2 separate regions of the Homo sapiens genome follow, and region 2 is linked to region 1. Evidence: read pairs that join two places in POLR2A ChIA-PET (ENCODE). Cell type or tissue: OCI-LY7. All regions are shown on one strand. Links, peaks and the distances in the headings refer to the core of each region. The heading gives the core; the rest is flanking DNA.

Region 1 (7,986 bases), core at 1,811-6,810:
AAAACTGAGTCACTGAATGTCTCTTTACAATGTCCCGCTCTCCACTGTGCTGAAAAAGACACAATGAGAAGAAAAGAGAAACACAAAAGGTTATCAGGAAAAAAAGCACTTATTGATTCCACATCCGATCTCAGACAAAATACCGAAGATATCAAATAGACTGACACCTAGTTTATTAAAAAGTTAAAAAAAAATCCACCATTTTAAGGTAATTAAAATTTTTAAACATTTAAAAAGAAAAAAAAAAAAGCTTGAGAGTCCAGAGTACAATTTCCTTTTTTTTTTTTTTTTTTTTTTTTGAGATGGAGTCTCGCTCTATTGCCCAGGCAGGAATACAGTGGCACGATCTCAGCTCATGGCAACCTCCACCTCCCAGGTTCAGGCTAACAGGTAGCTGGGATTACAGGCACATGCCACCACACCCGGCTAATTTCTGTATTTTTAGTAGAGACGGGGTTTTACCATGTTGGTCAGGCTGGTCTCGAACTCCTGACCTCGTGATCCACCCACCTCGGCCTCCCAAAGTGCTGGGATTACAGGCATCAGCCACCGTGCCCGGCCCAGAGAATACAATTTCATATAAAAAAGAATTACTGTCCAGGCACAGTGGCTCACACCTGTAATCCCACCAGCACTTTGGGAGGCCAAGGTGGGCAGATCACCTGAGGTCAGAGGTTCAAACCAGCCTGGCCAACATGGCGAAACTCCATCTCTACTAAAAATACAAAATTAGGTAGGTGTGGTGGCACATGCCTGTAATCCCAGCTACTCAGAAGGCTGAGGCAGGAGAACTGCTTGAACCTGGGAGGTGGAGGGTGCAGTGAGCCAAAATTGCGCCATTGCACTCCAGCCTGGGCAACAAGAGCAAACCTCCGTCAAAAAAAAGAAATTACTCTATTAAGATACCGTAATGACCATCTCTGACCCTTGCAGCCCAGAGTTTTGTTTTTTTAAATTCTACCTCCTGAAACCTTCAATAAAGGGGAAAATAGGTGGCAAACTTCACAGTTTAAATGTTCAACAGGTATTCCTCCTCCCTCATCCCTCAAACCTATTCATTTCACATAAATCTCCTGAATCTGGGTACTCTATGTTTACCAAAATGTATTAACCTTTCAGCATGATCCTTACAGTCCACACTAATTCTGAGTTACAAATCTAAGCTCTCAGAAAGCAGAGCTTTCAATCTAACTCATTTTGTTTGATTCAAAATCATGCTGAAAAGCTTACATTCTATACATAAATATTAAAAATTTTGGGCGGGTGCGGTGGCTCACGCCTGTAATCCCAGCACTTGGGGAGGCCGAGGCGGGTGGATCACGAGGTCAGGGGTTCAAGACCAGCCTGGCCAACATAACGAAACCCTATCTCTACTAAAAATACAAAAAAATTAGCCGGGCATGGTGGCACGTTCCTGTAGTCCCAGCTACTCAGGAGGCTGAGGCAGTAGAATCGCTTGAACCCAGGAGGTGGAGATTGCAGTGAGCCAAGATCATGCCACTGCACTCCAGCTTAGGCAACAGAATGAGTCTTTGTCTCAAAATAAAAATAAGAAATAACAATTTCAGGCCAGGTGTGGTGGCTCACGCCTATAATCCCAGCACTCTGGGAAGCCGAGGTGGGCAGATAACAAGGCCCAGAGGTTCAAGACCAGCCTGGCCAACAAGGTGATATCCCATCTCTACTAAAAATACAAAAATTAGCTGGGCGTGGTGGTACACGCCTGTTAGTCCCAGCAATTTGGGAGGCCAAGGTGGGTGGATCACCTGAAGTCAAGAGTTCAAGACCAGCCTAGCCAACATGGTGAAACCCCATCTCTACTAAAATTACAAAAAAATTAGCCAGGCGTGGTGGCCAGCACCTGTAATCCCAGCTACTTGGGAGGCTAAGGCAGGAGAATCGCTTGAACCCAGGGGGCGGAGGTTGCAGTGAGCGGAGATCACATCCAGCCAGTCTGGGAGACAGAGCAAGACTCCATCTCAAAAAAAAAAAAAAAAGAAGGATGTAACACCAAATTAGTTGCCTTTATAGTCAATTACCCTGGTTGGCTGGAACTAATACAGCACAGTCTTACCATAAAAATTTACTGAAGGGAGATGGTTAAGAGACATTCTTCTGGTAGATAAAACTCACTTACATTGTATAATACATATATCCTATACTGAATGTTAATAAATTAATAGTAATGGCTCAAATGAAACTCCAGTGCAGTCAGAATGCTGTAAAACAGTGAGATCTAAAAACACTATCTTAACTTAGGTACACTACTAAGGAAATAATGAAGAAAAAACCTAACAGATTAAGAAAATAAAGTTCTAGCTGGGCGTGTAAGCGGACACCTGTAATCCCAGCTACTGGGGAGGCTGAAGCAGGAAAATCGCTTGAACCCAGGAGACGGAGGTTTCAGTGAGCCAAGCATGTGCCATTGCACTCCAGCCCGGGCAACAAGAGTGAAACTCCATCTCAAAAAAAAAAAAAAAAAAAAAAAAAAAAAGAGTCCAAAATCTTAAGCATCATTATACCTAACTACCTGACACATATATAACCAGATAAAGTCAACTTACTGTGACACAATTCCTAACTAGACTAGGTTTTCCCCCAGTACTGTGGCTACTATTCCAGAATTAAAAGGGCAAAACCATCCATTTTCTTTTTTTGTGTATGTGACGGAGTTGATGCTCTTGTTGACCAGGCTGGAGTGCAGTGGCGCAATCTCAGTTCACTGCAGCCTCCGCCTCCCGGGTTGAAGCTATTCTCCTGCCTCAGCCTCCTGAGTAGCTAGGATTATAGGCGTGTGCCACCACTCCCAGCTAATTTTTTGTATTTTTAGTAGAGCTAAACATTTTATCATGTTAGCCAGGCTGGTCTCAAACTCCTGACCTCAGGTGATCCCCCTGCCTGGGCCTCCCAAAGTGCAGAGATTACAGGCGTGGGCCACCGTACCCAGTCAAAACCATCCATTTTCATCTAAGAAACTAACAAATTTTTCTTCCTTTGCAACTCTGGCAGCACTAAAATTTAAATGAACAGTTAAATGTGACTATAGCACACCTAAATCTTTAAGGTCTAACTCAAAAAGAAGATGCTGCCACATTACAGTGGAACAGGGCTGTCACTGCTCCCATTTTAACACAGGCCCTCACAATCCATTTTAACATGAAAATGGTATTAAGAACTCTGCCAAATGCTGGAAGGAAAAAGGTCCATCCGTTCAAGAAACATCGTAGTTGGGGCAACAAAACAATAAACAGTTATGGGATTTGTGATCTTCATTAAGTGCAATGGAATCTCAGAGAAGAAATATCCTGAGTCAGGATGGCCAGAAAAGGATTCATGGAAGAAGGGGGACTGAAACTAGGCTATAAGAAGGACAAAGGGAACAACAGCATGCACAAAAGCAAAGTAGTGAGTATGGCAAAAACTACCGTATTTGAGAGGCCGGCAAGAATCCCAACTAAGAGTGAGAAATAAAGCTGAATAGGTAGAATGGAACCTTCTTAAAAGCCAGACTGAAGCATACAAATTCAATCCAGTTGGCAAAGAGAATCCATTATGGGTTCTCCAGCAGGGGAACTGACAAGATGAAACCAGTACTTTAAATAAATTACACTGTCAGTAGTTACAGAAGATAAAATGAATAAGAAAGGTTGCTCAGGGCAACCAAATAAAAACTTAATAATCCAGACCTACAACCATTCATTCATTGAGAAGACAGACTGCTAGGTAACAACACTGGCCTAGAATTCACACAAACTGGGCCTAAATTCCTGCTCTGTCCCCTACTACCTGAGCCTCAATTTTCTCACTGTTAAATTCAGGCATCAGCACTCAGACTGTCACAGTACTTGTCAAAGCACCTGTATAGTCCTGATACATAGAACTTTTGACTATTAGCAAAGTGAACACTAGTGCTAAATTAAGTATGGTTAAAAATGGGAAGTGAACATAAGATAAGGCTCATAGAGGAACTGAACTTCTAAGGACAACTATCTAGACAGCATCTGATAATACGGAAAAGAATACACAGATAAAAAGTGGTCAGGAAAAATAAAATAAAACCACCTACCCAAAGTAATCACTACAGCCTAAAAGGCAGACCCTAGGTTCTGCTGGACCCAAACCTTGAAAGAGTTCCCTTTGTATTTAAAGAGTTTGCCTGGCACGGTGGCTCATGCCTGTAATCCCAGCACTTTGGGAGGCCGAGACGGGCGGTCAGGAGTTCGAGACCAGCCTGACCAACATGGTGAAACCCCATCTCTACTAAAGATACAAGAAATTAGCCAGGCAAGTGACAGGCGCCTGTAATCCCAGCTACTTGGGAGGCTGAGGTAGGGGAATCGCTTGAACCCGGGAGGCAGAGGTTGCAGTGAGCCGAGATCGCACCATTGCACTCCAGCATGGGTGACAGAGCAAGACTCTGTCTCAAAAAAAAAAAAAAAAGAGTTGAAGCTGGGCGCGGTGGCTCACGCCTGTAATCCCAGCACTTTGGGAGGCCAAAGCGGGCAGATCACAAGGTCAAGAGATGGAGACCACATGGTGAAACCCCGTCTCTACTAAAAATACAAAAATTAGCTGGGCGTGGTGGCGCATGCCTATAATCCCAGCTAGGAGGCTGAGGCAGGAGAATCGCTTGAACCCAGGAGGCGCGAGGTTGCAGTAAGAGGAGATCGCGCCATTGCACTCCAACCTGCACTCCAACCTGGGCAACAAACAAAGTGAGACTTTATCTCAAAAAAAAAAAAAAAAGAAAGAAAGTAAGTTGAAAAATGTTTCAAATGGTGCAAGTAGGCTTAAGAAGTCCAACCCAGATGACAGAATAGCAACAAAGGCATGCAAAAAAGATCCACCACCGTACCTACACCAATCATGTAAATTATTCATAGTATATGTAAGCCTTAAACCACAACTTTTTAAGAGTAAAAAAAACCAAGCTAAGTTTACTTCAAATGGGTTACTTAGGAAATGGAGCTATCAAATCCTTCCTATGACATTATGCCCCTACTAAAATAAATAACAAGCAAATAAAATGTAATACAAAGAAACAAACTTCAAAAATCAAACCTATCAGGAGCAACTTACACTTACAGGATGCTTAGAATGTCAACCATTGTTCTAAGTACCTCTCACACACTAACTGGATCTTCTTAACTCTATGAAAGTTGACTGTCCCCTTACACTGATGAAGAAACAAACACATTAGGGCCAGGCGCAATGTGGCTCATGCCTATAATCCCAGCCCTTTGGGAGGCCGAGGCAGGCACGTTACCTGAGGTCAGGAGTTCGAGACCAGCCTGGCCAACATGCTGAAACCCCATCTCTACTAAAAACACAAAAATTAGCCGGGAGTGGTGGCAAGCACCTGTAATCCCAGCTACTTGGGAGGCTGAGGCAGGAGAATCACTTGAACCCAGGAGGCGGAGGTTGCAGTGAGCCGAGATCGCGCCACTGCACTCCAGCCTGGGCAACAGAGCGAAACTCCGTCTCAAAAAAATAAAATAAAATAAAATTTTAAAAAATAAATAAAACGTATGAGGAGCTACTACCCCAACATCACAGCTAGTAAAGGATAGAGCCTGAGTTTGAACTCACTTTAACCACTATGCTACAACACAAAGACTTCAATGATTTTTCTTACACAAATTTTTTGTTTGTTTGTTTTTGAGAGGGTGTCTCCCTCTATCGCCCAGGCTGGAGTGCAATGGCGCGATCTTGGCTCACTGCAACCTCCACCTCCTGGGTTCAAGCGATTCTCCCACCTCAGCCTCCCGAGTAGCTGGGACTACAGGTACCCGCCACCACGCCCAGCTAATTTGTGTATTTTTAGTAGAGACGGGGATTCACCATGCTGGCCAAGATGGTCTCAATCTCTTGACCTCGTGATCCGCCCGCCTTGGCCTTCCAAAGTGCTTGGATTACAGGCGTGAGCCACTGCACCCAGCAAGACTGCATCTTATTAAATGGTGCTAGGGAATTCAGCACAATGATATGAGTTCTATCAATTTCATTTACCCATGTAATCACTCGACCCATTTAGTACAGACGCTCAACTATAGATCATAAACTTGATTAGAAACACAAGTTTTTGGAAGGATGATCTACACGGATCAAGACTAACAAAACAGCTGGGAAAATTCCGCAGATTCAGTCATCTAAGACAGACCCAGGTTTGAATCCTAGTGTTCATTTAATAATTTTGTGGCCTTGAACAAGGGAATTAACTTCTTTGCATCTCTGTTTCATCATCCACAAAAAAAGCCCAACACTATCTACCTCATAGGATTAGCCTAGGGTATAAACAGCATAGAAAGCACCTCACACCTCCTAGAGCATAGCCCGGAGCACCTAGTCCCTCTCCTCTGGCTCTATGGTTACAGGGCAATTAATTGCACTCTTACCGAATCCAATCCCAGAGGGGTAAACAGCCAAATCTCTCCAGCATCAGCGCTCTCAGAGTCTTTTCTTTTTAACTTCAAGTTTCTATTGGTGGCAGAGCAGGAGATACCACCTTCGTGGTACCTAAACTGAACGATACTCAACAATTCTTTACTACACAGCTCTAGGGTCCTAGCCCTCCTCTACTACCAGAATGTCTGAGCATAAAGTATAAATGTCTCGTGTTAGCTGCTTTCCTTTTTTGCATTTCAGTGACTTATACTGTAAATGTTATTTGTGAAATGAGTCCAATTCACATGCACTAGAAAAATACAAGTTCTAGTGAATACCAATGTTTCTGCCATGCCTCTCCCCTGACTTCCTACCATTCACATTCTTCTTTATTCTTTTTATATAAATGACACCAAAAATTGAACAAACCCAACAAATTATTTCAACCAACTTCATCAAAATGTGTCAAGTCAGGAATTCTTTATAATAGTACTGCTACAAGTTGTACTAGGGAGATTCCTTTGTCAGCTACTCGTCTGACAAGGTTGTATATATACTGCACTGATAGATTTAATCAACAAGTTGATGTTCAAAAGGTCTATTAATACATTTCCTTTTATCAGTACCCCTTATATTTATATTACCTTCTGTTAGCTTGAAAGGCTCCTAGAACACAGGAAGCAGTTACCTCTAATTCTTTCGGGAGACTGGTGTCATGGTAATCATGCAAAACCTTTAATTAGGTGTCGAGAATACAAATATCAAAAAGATTCTTAGACATACGTATTAAAATGCTTAACACTTCTTTGAAGCAACCAATGCAAAAATATCATCTCTGCAAGGGGTCACTCCATTTACCACCAGTGTCTCCCACATTAATACCCAAAGCTGGTATACGTTAAAAGAAAAATGTCATAAACTGACGGTGAGCTTTGCAACAATTTTTATGCCATTAACATGTCACTTTATTAAGTTCCTTAGCAATAAGAAAAACTTTTCCCAGGCACGTAGTTTTCGTCCCCCATACAGTTTAGTATTTTGTCCTGTAGGTCGGATTCCAACAACTCAAACGTCAAAAAAAATAGTAGTTATTTATGAATTTAATGATTGCGATTACATACATCTCAGTGCAGGATAGGGTTGAAAAAAAAAATCATATTCCAAACAAGAAAACCTGGATTTAAGAGCAAGAAGCCTAATCACACATCACACGCCTAACTGCTCTCAGGCATACTTTCTTCCTGCAGCCCCTCCCCCACAGGTAAATGCTAACTATTTCTAGAACTCTCAACTATTTGGGAAGCTTGCCATCAACTCCCATGATACCACCCAACCCACACCATGTTTTCGGGGAGACAAAGGTGCCCTACTTCCCCAGACTATAAACTATTAAAATGGTGAGAACATACAATCCCAGGAAGTCGGCATTACTAAAATACATCAATGTAGCATGGGTCTTATTTTAACAAAAATGAAAATGAATCACACTGGAAAACCCAAACAGTCACTCATTGTATCTTCAACGTGTAATCGAAATTATTTATTCCAAGTTATTTCAGGTAAGTAGATGAACACACCACGAGGGCCTTATTATCCAAACTG
Region 2 (7,986 bases), core at 1,466-6,465, 100 kb before region 1:
TATGAAATCTGAAATACTCTGGTCCTAAGTATTTTGGATAACCAATGCTCAACCTGTGTAAAGATTAAATCCATGTAAGAAGCCAAGCTTTCTCTGCCTTTCACGTGATACTACAGTCTTTCACAGCTTCCATTTTAGGCTCAGTTATTTCAGCCTCTAATGACAAAGATACAAGGAATCAGTTAAATATAACTCCAATTTGTGTGTGCTCTGCTTTTCTTCATTTGTTTAAAAAAAAAAAAAAGAAAAGAAAAGCCTAGAGACTAAGAGGTGTTCAATGTAACCCTCTTACTGTTGATTTGGGAATCAGCTCTCCAGAGGCATACATTCTCAACCAAATGAAAATGGTTCACACAATATCATGCGACAATGTCCTTCTTTCTTCACATTTAATAATACCAGTTCCTAATCATGATGGTAAAAGATTAAAAATGAAAGTAACAATGAACTTTCCTACAGTAAATAGAACAAATTAATTTATGGATGCTACATTTATAAGTAGGTAATAATCATTGACTCCTCGCTATGTACCACACTCTTTCTCGGCAGCGACCTGTTGGCAGGGTCACAACTCCTTGGGGTCTTGTCTTCAGTCTGGCAAGTCATAACTTCTTTCAGTTTTTTAAGAATAATCAAGTTCTGAGAGAAGATATGTTAACAAAATACAGCAGGGTGGTTTATGAGTAAAAGAGGTGATTTACTAATTACACTGAGAAATGTACCTGTCAGTAGACCAGAATATTCATCAATGCAGAAGAGGCCAGCAGGGCCCAGCCCACATTCCCTCATCACTCAACTTTCCCAAGCAGCTGGGTAGCTTTTTACTGCAAAGCACCCTGAGGCCAAACAGCAGGTCAGGAGCTGCTGCCCTGCCCTCCGCAAAGCCTAACTGCCTAACTCCCAGACTAAGGAATGGGGGTTAGTGGACAAATTACCCGAGGTTCCTTGCCCCTTAGGTGGAAAAAGAGACATGTTCTACACTGTTCCCGAGGATGCCACATGATTTGAGTCCAACTGAACAAAAAAATTAGTCTTTCAGGCAGTCGGTATCAGCCTCCTTTTCCCTTTCTGGCTTCTCCACAGGAACTTTCTAGATCCACCTCTCCAATAAAGGGTTATAATCAAGGGTCTGGTTCCTCAAGAATCAAACCTAAGAGAACTGCTCAGCATCATTCTATTCTTTGTGGAAGAGTCCTGTTGTTAAACCAAATTAATTTTTAGAAGTTGTGGGATGACTATACAAACAGAACAAGAGGAAATAGAAGGGCTCAGGGGATTGATCGACACAGTTGGTAGACTTTTCTGGAAAATAAGAATCTATCTGTGGAACAGTTCAAAGAAAAAGATATGCAAACAGTTCTAAAATAAACTAGCAAACAGTTATAAAATAAATGAAAAGATGCAAATTAGAACCATAGTGAAATACTATTTCTCACCTATCAGATTAAAAGACATATATGTATCAAAAAAGACATCATATATACTGTCTGCTAATGGGGAAAGAGGGAACCTCGTATATTGCTGAAAGGAACATAAGATGGCATAATGCTTTACAGAAGGAAATCTGGCAAATTGACATGCACATTTCATGCTCCTATCTAAAAACTTCCACTCTTGAAACAGCTATCTGTGTAATGGAGTAGAATGCAGCTGTAAAACAATGAATAAAGACTATCTCTATGTCCTGCTATGAAGTGATCTCCAGAATATTTAAGAATACCCATGGATTTGTTTACATTTGAGCAAGATAAACCAAAAATAGTTTGATTTTTAAAACTTGGTTACTTACAAAAGGAGGAAGTAAGAATGTATCTCACTTTGAAGTGATATAAATGTTTCCTATGATTATAAAACAAAATAAAAACAAATATTTTTAAATTCTAAATACTAAAAATAAAATGAAACAAATTGGCCTGGACCCAGCATAGTGGCTCAGGCCTGTAATCCCAGCACTTTGGCAGGCTGAGGCCAGGAGGAGTGCTTGAGCCCAGGAGTTCAAGACCAGCCTGGTCAACACAGGGAGACACTGTCTCTACTAAAAAAAAAAAAAAAAAAAAATCAGCTGGGTGCAGTGGCTCACATCCGTAATCAAGACACTTTGGGAGGCTGAGGCAGGTGGATCACGAGGTCAGGAGACAGAGACCATCCTGGACAACATGGTCTCTCTTAAAAATGCAAAAATTAGCTGGGCATGGTGGCACGCACCTGTAGTTCCAGTTGCCCAGGAGGCCAAGGCAAGAGAATCACTTGAAGAATTGAGGCGGAGGTTGCAGTGAGCCAAGATCACGCCACTGCACTCCAGCTGGGCGACAGAGCGAGACTCCGTCTCGAAATAAAATAAAATAGAAGTTAAAACAATTAGCCAGGCATGGTGGCATGCACCTGTGGTCCCAGCTACTTTGGGAGGCTGAGGTGGGAGAATCGATTGAGCCCAGAAGGTCGGGGCTGCAGTGAATCATGATCAGGCCACTGCAATCCTACCTGGGTGACTGAGTGACACCCTGCTGAAAAGAAGAAAAGAAAGAAAAAGAAAAGAGGGAGAGGGGAAGGGAAGAAGAAAAGGGAAATGGGAGCAGGAATTGGGGAGATAGGGGAGGGGAGGGACAAGCTGACCCAACTATATATCAAATTGGAGGTGGGCAGGGGGGCAGATTACACATGAGGACTTACTTTAAAACGTAATACTTAGCTGTAATCCCACTGAGACGTGGACAAAAAGAGAAAAATGAAAACAACAGTCACTACTCATACTGGTTAAATATACATTTATAAATATAAAAATACGTATAATTTTATATTATGTTTATTTTCTACATTTACATGTACTTAAAGTACTTATAAAGTACATGTACTTTATATGTCATTTATACTCTACTTTTGTTTAATACATTATTTTCTATTATGTTTACATATTAACTATTGCATATTATATAACATAAATATATAAATATTCTTTTTCACTAAAAGGAATCAGGACTTTAGAGACATAGCTGATCTGAGGACCAATGAAGGACATGTACAAGATGAGCTTTGGCCAACATGTTGTTTTGTCAGAAAGCAAGGAAGCTACCAGAGAGACAATACTAGAGTCATGTCAGAAAAGACTCAGAAGTCAACTTGAAAAGGCTCTTTTGGCCAAGGGAATGACATCAATAAGAATACAAACTACAGTCAATAAAACATATCAAATGCCTAAATCCACACGCTCACAATAACTCAAAAAAATCCTCACTTGTTACCTAGAAAGGTATTCAAGAATACTAGAAAGGCTTCCAGGAAACAACTCAGTACTTTGAAAACTGGTAAATAAAAGAAAGAATCATGCATTTCATATGCCTTTCCTGTGCAATCTGTGCCACAAAGTAACGAAATATCTGTTGGGGAAAGTTTCTCTTTATAGAAATGTTACACATAATAAAAGCTTGATATAATTGAATATGAACATTCTCATTGCCCTCATGGAAATAATGGTTCTAGGAATGATCATCAATGTCGCCTACTGTCAGGAATAAAAAACAAACATTGGGTGCTTCCTTATGCAAGCATACAGTAAGTGTCCTTTATCTAAAACGATTGGGACTACAAGTGTTTCAGATTTTGAAATATCTGCAGTATAACGGTTTAGCGCTCCCATTGTGAAAATGTGAAATCCAAAATGCTCCAATGAGTATTTCCTTTGAGTGTCGTGTTAGTGCTCAAAAAATTTCAGATGTTGGAGCATTTCAGATTAGAGGTATTCCATCTATACTTAGCACCACCTGTGAAATATTCTGCCACCCCAACCTCCCAAAATAATAAAGGAAAAAACCTAAATTAAGATTAGATTAATCTTAATTCATTAGATGAAGCCTTTAGCTATAACCACCAATTTACAGAAAATATAAGGAAAAGATGAACATTATACTACAGGAATCCAATTAATAAAATACAGAATGTAGAAAACTTCACAGGACAAATAAAAGGGAAAAAATAGGTAGAAGCATAACTATACACAGTAACCAAACATAATGTATAAGTTTTGTTGATTCTGTAAAAACATATTAGGAGCAGTTCAGAAAAATTGAAGCTAAGTAGATAGTTGGTAGTGTAAAGAAATTATTGTCAGCACCTCACATCCATTAAGATGGGCACTAGCAAACAAACAGCAAATGTTGTCCAGTGTGTAGAACCCTGTTGCACTATTGGTAGAAATGTAAAATAGTGCTGCTGCTCTGGAAAGAGTACAGAAGTTTTTCAAGGAAAAAAAAAAACCTAGAATTACCATATGATCCAGCAATCCCTCTTCTGAGATCCCAAAAAGAATTCCAGTTCTAAAAAGAGTTGAAATCAAGATGTCAAAGAGATTTGCACATCCATGTTCAAAGCAGGACTATTCATAACAGCCAAGAGGTGGAAGCAACCCAAATGTCTACCAACAGATGAATGGATAAAGAATATGTGGTATGACTTCTATTCAACATAGTACTTACTGGAAGTCCTAGCCAGAGCAATCAGACAAGAAAAGACATCAAGGGCATCCAAATCGGTAAAGAGGAAGGCAAACTGTTGCTGTTTGCTGATAATATAATTGTATACCTAGAAAACCCTAAAAACTCCTCCAAAAAGTTCCTAGAAGTGATAAATGAATTCAGCGAAGTTTCCAGATACAAAATTAATTTACACAAATCTAACTCTTCTATACATCAACAGCAACCAAGTGGAGAATCAAACCAAGAACTCAAACCCTTTTACAGCTATTGTAGTAGCTGCAAAAATAAAATAAAATACTTAGGAATATACCTAACCAAGGAGATGAAAGACCTCTACAAGGAAAACTACAAAACACTGCTGAAAGAAATCATAGATGACACAAACAAATGGAAACACATCCTGTGTTCATGGATGGGTAGAATCAATATTGTGAAAATGACCACACTGCCAAAAGCAATCTACAAATTCAGTGCAATTCCCATCAAAATACTACATCATTCTTCACAGAAGTACAAAAAACAGTCCTAAATTTCTATGGTATCAAAGAAGAGCCCACATAGCCAAAGCAAGACTAAGCCAAAAGAACCAATCTGGAGTCATCACATTACCTGATCTCAAACTATACTATAAGGCCATAGTCACCAAAACAGCATGATACTGGTATAAAAATAGGCACATAGGCCAATGGAACAGAACAGAGAACCCAGAAATAAAGCCAAATATTTACAGCCAACTGATCTTCGACAAAGCTAACAAAAACATAAAGTGGGGATAGAACACCCTATTCAACAAATGGTGCTGGGAGAATTGGCAAGCCATATGTAGAAGAAGGAAACTGTATCCTCATCTCTCACCTTATACAAAAATCAACTCAAGATGGATCAAAGAGTTGAATCTAACACCTGAAACCATAAGAATTCCAGAAGATAACATTGGGAAAACCCTTCTAGACACTAGCTTGGGCAACGACTTCATGACCAAGAACCCCAAAGCAAATGCAACAAAAACAAAGATAAATTAAGATGGGACTTAATTATTAACTAAAAAGCTTCTTCATAGCAAAAGGAACAATCAGCAGAGTAAACAGACAACCCACAGAGTGAGAGAAAATCTCCACTATCTATACATCCAACAAAGGACTAATATTCACAATCTACAAGGAACTCAAACAAAGCAGCAAGAAAAAAACAAATAATCCTATAAAAAAGTGGGCTAAGGACATGAATAGACAATTCTCAAAAGATATACAAATGACCAACAAACATGAAAAAAATACTCAGTATCACTAAAAATAAGAGAAATGCAAATCAAAACCACAATGTGATGCCACCTTACTCCTGCAAGAATGGCTGTAATCAAAAAATGAAAAAATAATAGATGTTGGTGTGGATGTGGTGAAAAGGGAACACTTACACTGCTGGTGGGAATGTAAACTAGTACAACCATTATGGAAATCAATGTGGAGATTCCTTAAAGAACTAACAGTAGAACTACCATTTGATCCAGTAATCCCACTACTGGGTATCTACCCAGAGAAAAAGAAGTCATTATATGAAACAGATCCTTGTACACGCATGTTTATAGCAGCACAATTTGCAACTGCAAAACTATGGAACCAGCCCATCAGTCAACAAGTGGATAAAGAAATTGTGGTATGTGTATATACACCATGGAATACTATTCAGTCACAAAAAGGAATGGATAATGGCATTCATAGCACCCTGGATGGAATGAGAGACCATTATTCTAAGTGAAGTAACTCAGGAATGGAAAACCATAACGTTGCATGTTCTCACTCATAAGTGAGAGCGAAGCTATGAGGAGGATGCAATAGCATAAGAATATACAATGGACCTTGTGGACTAGGGGGAAAGGGTGGGGGATGGAGAGGGATGAAAGACTACACACTGGGTACAGTGTACACTGCACAGGTGATGAGTGCACCAAAATCTCAGAAATCACCACTAAAGAACTTATCCATGTAAGCAACCACCACCTATTCCCCCAAAAACCGACTGAAATAAAAAAAGAATAAAAAAATAAAGAAAATGCGTTATATACATACAATGGAATCTCATTCTGCCTTAAAAAAAAAACAAGGAAATAATGTCACAGGCTACAATACAGATGAATCATCACGAGATTATGTTAAAAAGCAGCCAATCTCAAAAAGACAAATAGTATATGGTGCTACCTATATGAGGTATCTAGCAAACTCAGAAACAGAAATAAAAGGTTGTTGCCAGAGGACGGGCTAGGGGGAGAGGGGGGTGTTGGGAACTCGCAGGCGGGTAGGAGAGGGCGGGTGCTGTTTAATGGGTATACGGTTTTGGTTTTGTAGTGAGCCCAGATCACACCACTGCACTTCAGCCTGGGCAACAGGGTAGATTGTCTCAAAAAATAATAAATAAAAAGTCAAAATAATAATATACACCTGCTGGCCAATGGGTCCTACTAATGCAATATGAGATAATTACAAAAAAGTATTTATGAAACATTTTATACAGGAAAGCAGCTATAAATCATGATTAAAGGTGCAATTAGATTTTTTTTTTTTTTGAGATGGTGTCTCACTTGTCACCCAGACTGGAGTGCAGTGGCTTACTGCAACCTCTGCCTCCCAGGTTCAAGGGATTCTCTTGCCTCAGCCTCCCAAGTAGCTGAGATTACAGGTGTGCGCCACCACGCCTGGCTAATTTTTGTATTTTTAGTAGAGATGGGGTTTCACCATGTTGGCCAGGCTGGTCTCGAATTCCTGATCTCACAAGTGATCCGCCTGCCTCGGCCTCCCCAAAGTGCTGGGATTATAGGCATGAGGCACTGCACCCTGCCGTAAAGTGCAATTAGATTTAAAATTACTTGTGTCTAGGTAAAAGAAGAGTGAAGGCAAAAAAGGATGTTATGAATCCCTCATATTATTTTAACAAGAACAATGTTCAGTAAGGGGAAGAAAAATGTTTGAGGAGATGGATATCCCACTTATCCTAACTTGATCATTTTATATTTATACAAGTATCAAAATATCACATGTACCCTAAAATAAGTACAACTACTATATACCAACCTTTTAAATTTTAAGAGAAAAAAACACTGTTGAGGGTAGGTAGGGAGGTAGTAGAGGTAACTGTATATAATCCCACTAAGCACTCTGGCATTTTCAGAGAAAATAAATATGACATACTACACAGCACAGGTTCAACCCAGATTATTATTGCATTTCTGAGGGTCATGGGAAAACCATACCATTTTGAACCAATACCTACAAATTTACTAGCACATCTGTGCAAATATATAGAAATGGCTTCAGTGTCCTTAGCTAGACTGTAAGCAAGTTTGCTGTAATCTTGGTCTCCTTCATCTCTAACACACACTAACATACATACATACACACACACACACACACTTAAATTTCTGTGATCATGACATTAAAATGATTTCAGAGATTTTCAACAAAACTGACAAACATGTTTGGGATGATCTAATTTAAAATATAGTCTATGAGCGGTTATAAAAACA

What was found. ChIA-PET counts read pairs that join two places held together with the same protein. Peaks named below come from ENCODE experiments on the same cell type or tissue, not always from the same donor. Only the 100,000 strongest peaks of a DNase experiment are listed, where the experiment ranks them.
Region 2: POLR2A ChIA-PET joins it to region 1 with 7 read pairs; 7 of 35 experiments call an interaction of 5 or more read pairs at or near these places.

The regions. Positions count from the first base shown.
Region 1 is chr3:177,187,669-177,195,654 of GRCh38, forward strand. The region is part of intron 1 of TBL1XR1 (TBL1X/Y related 1); the gene reads right to left. Among named protein-coding and RNA genes, the nearest start is that of TBL1XR1, 5.8 kb to the right of the region's middle. RefSeq lists an enhancer at 6,032-6,622. In OCI-LY7, for the core only: no CTCF peak of the experiment used is centred there; a DNase peak (open chromatin) is centred at 3,903; H3K4me3 peaks cover 688 bases.
Region 2 is chr3:177,088,481-177,096,466 of GRCh38, forward strand. All of the region lies in intron 2 of TBL1XR1 (TBL1X/Y related 1), which reads right to left. Among named protein-coding and RNA genes, the nearest start is that of TBL1XR1-AS1, 55 kb to the left of the region's middle. In OCI-LY7, for the core only: no CTCF peak of the experiment used is centred there; no DNase peak of the experiment used is centred there.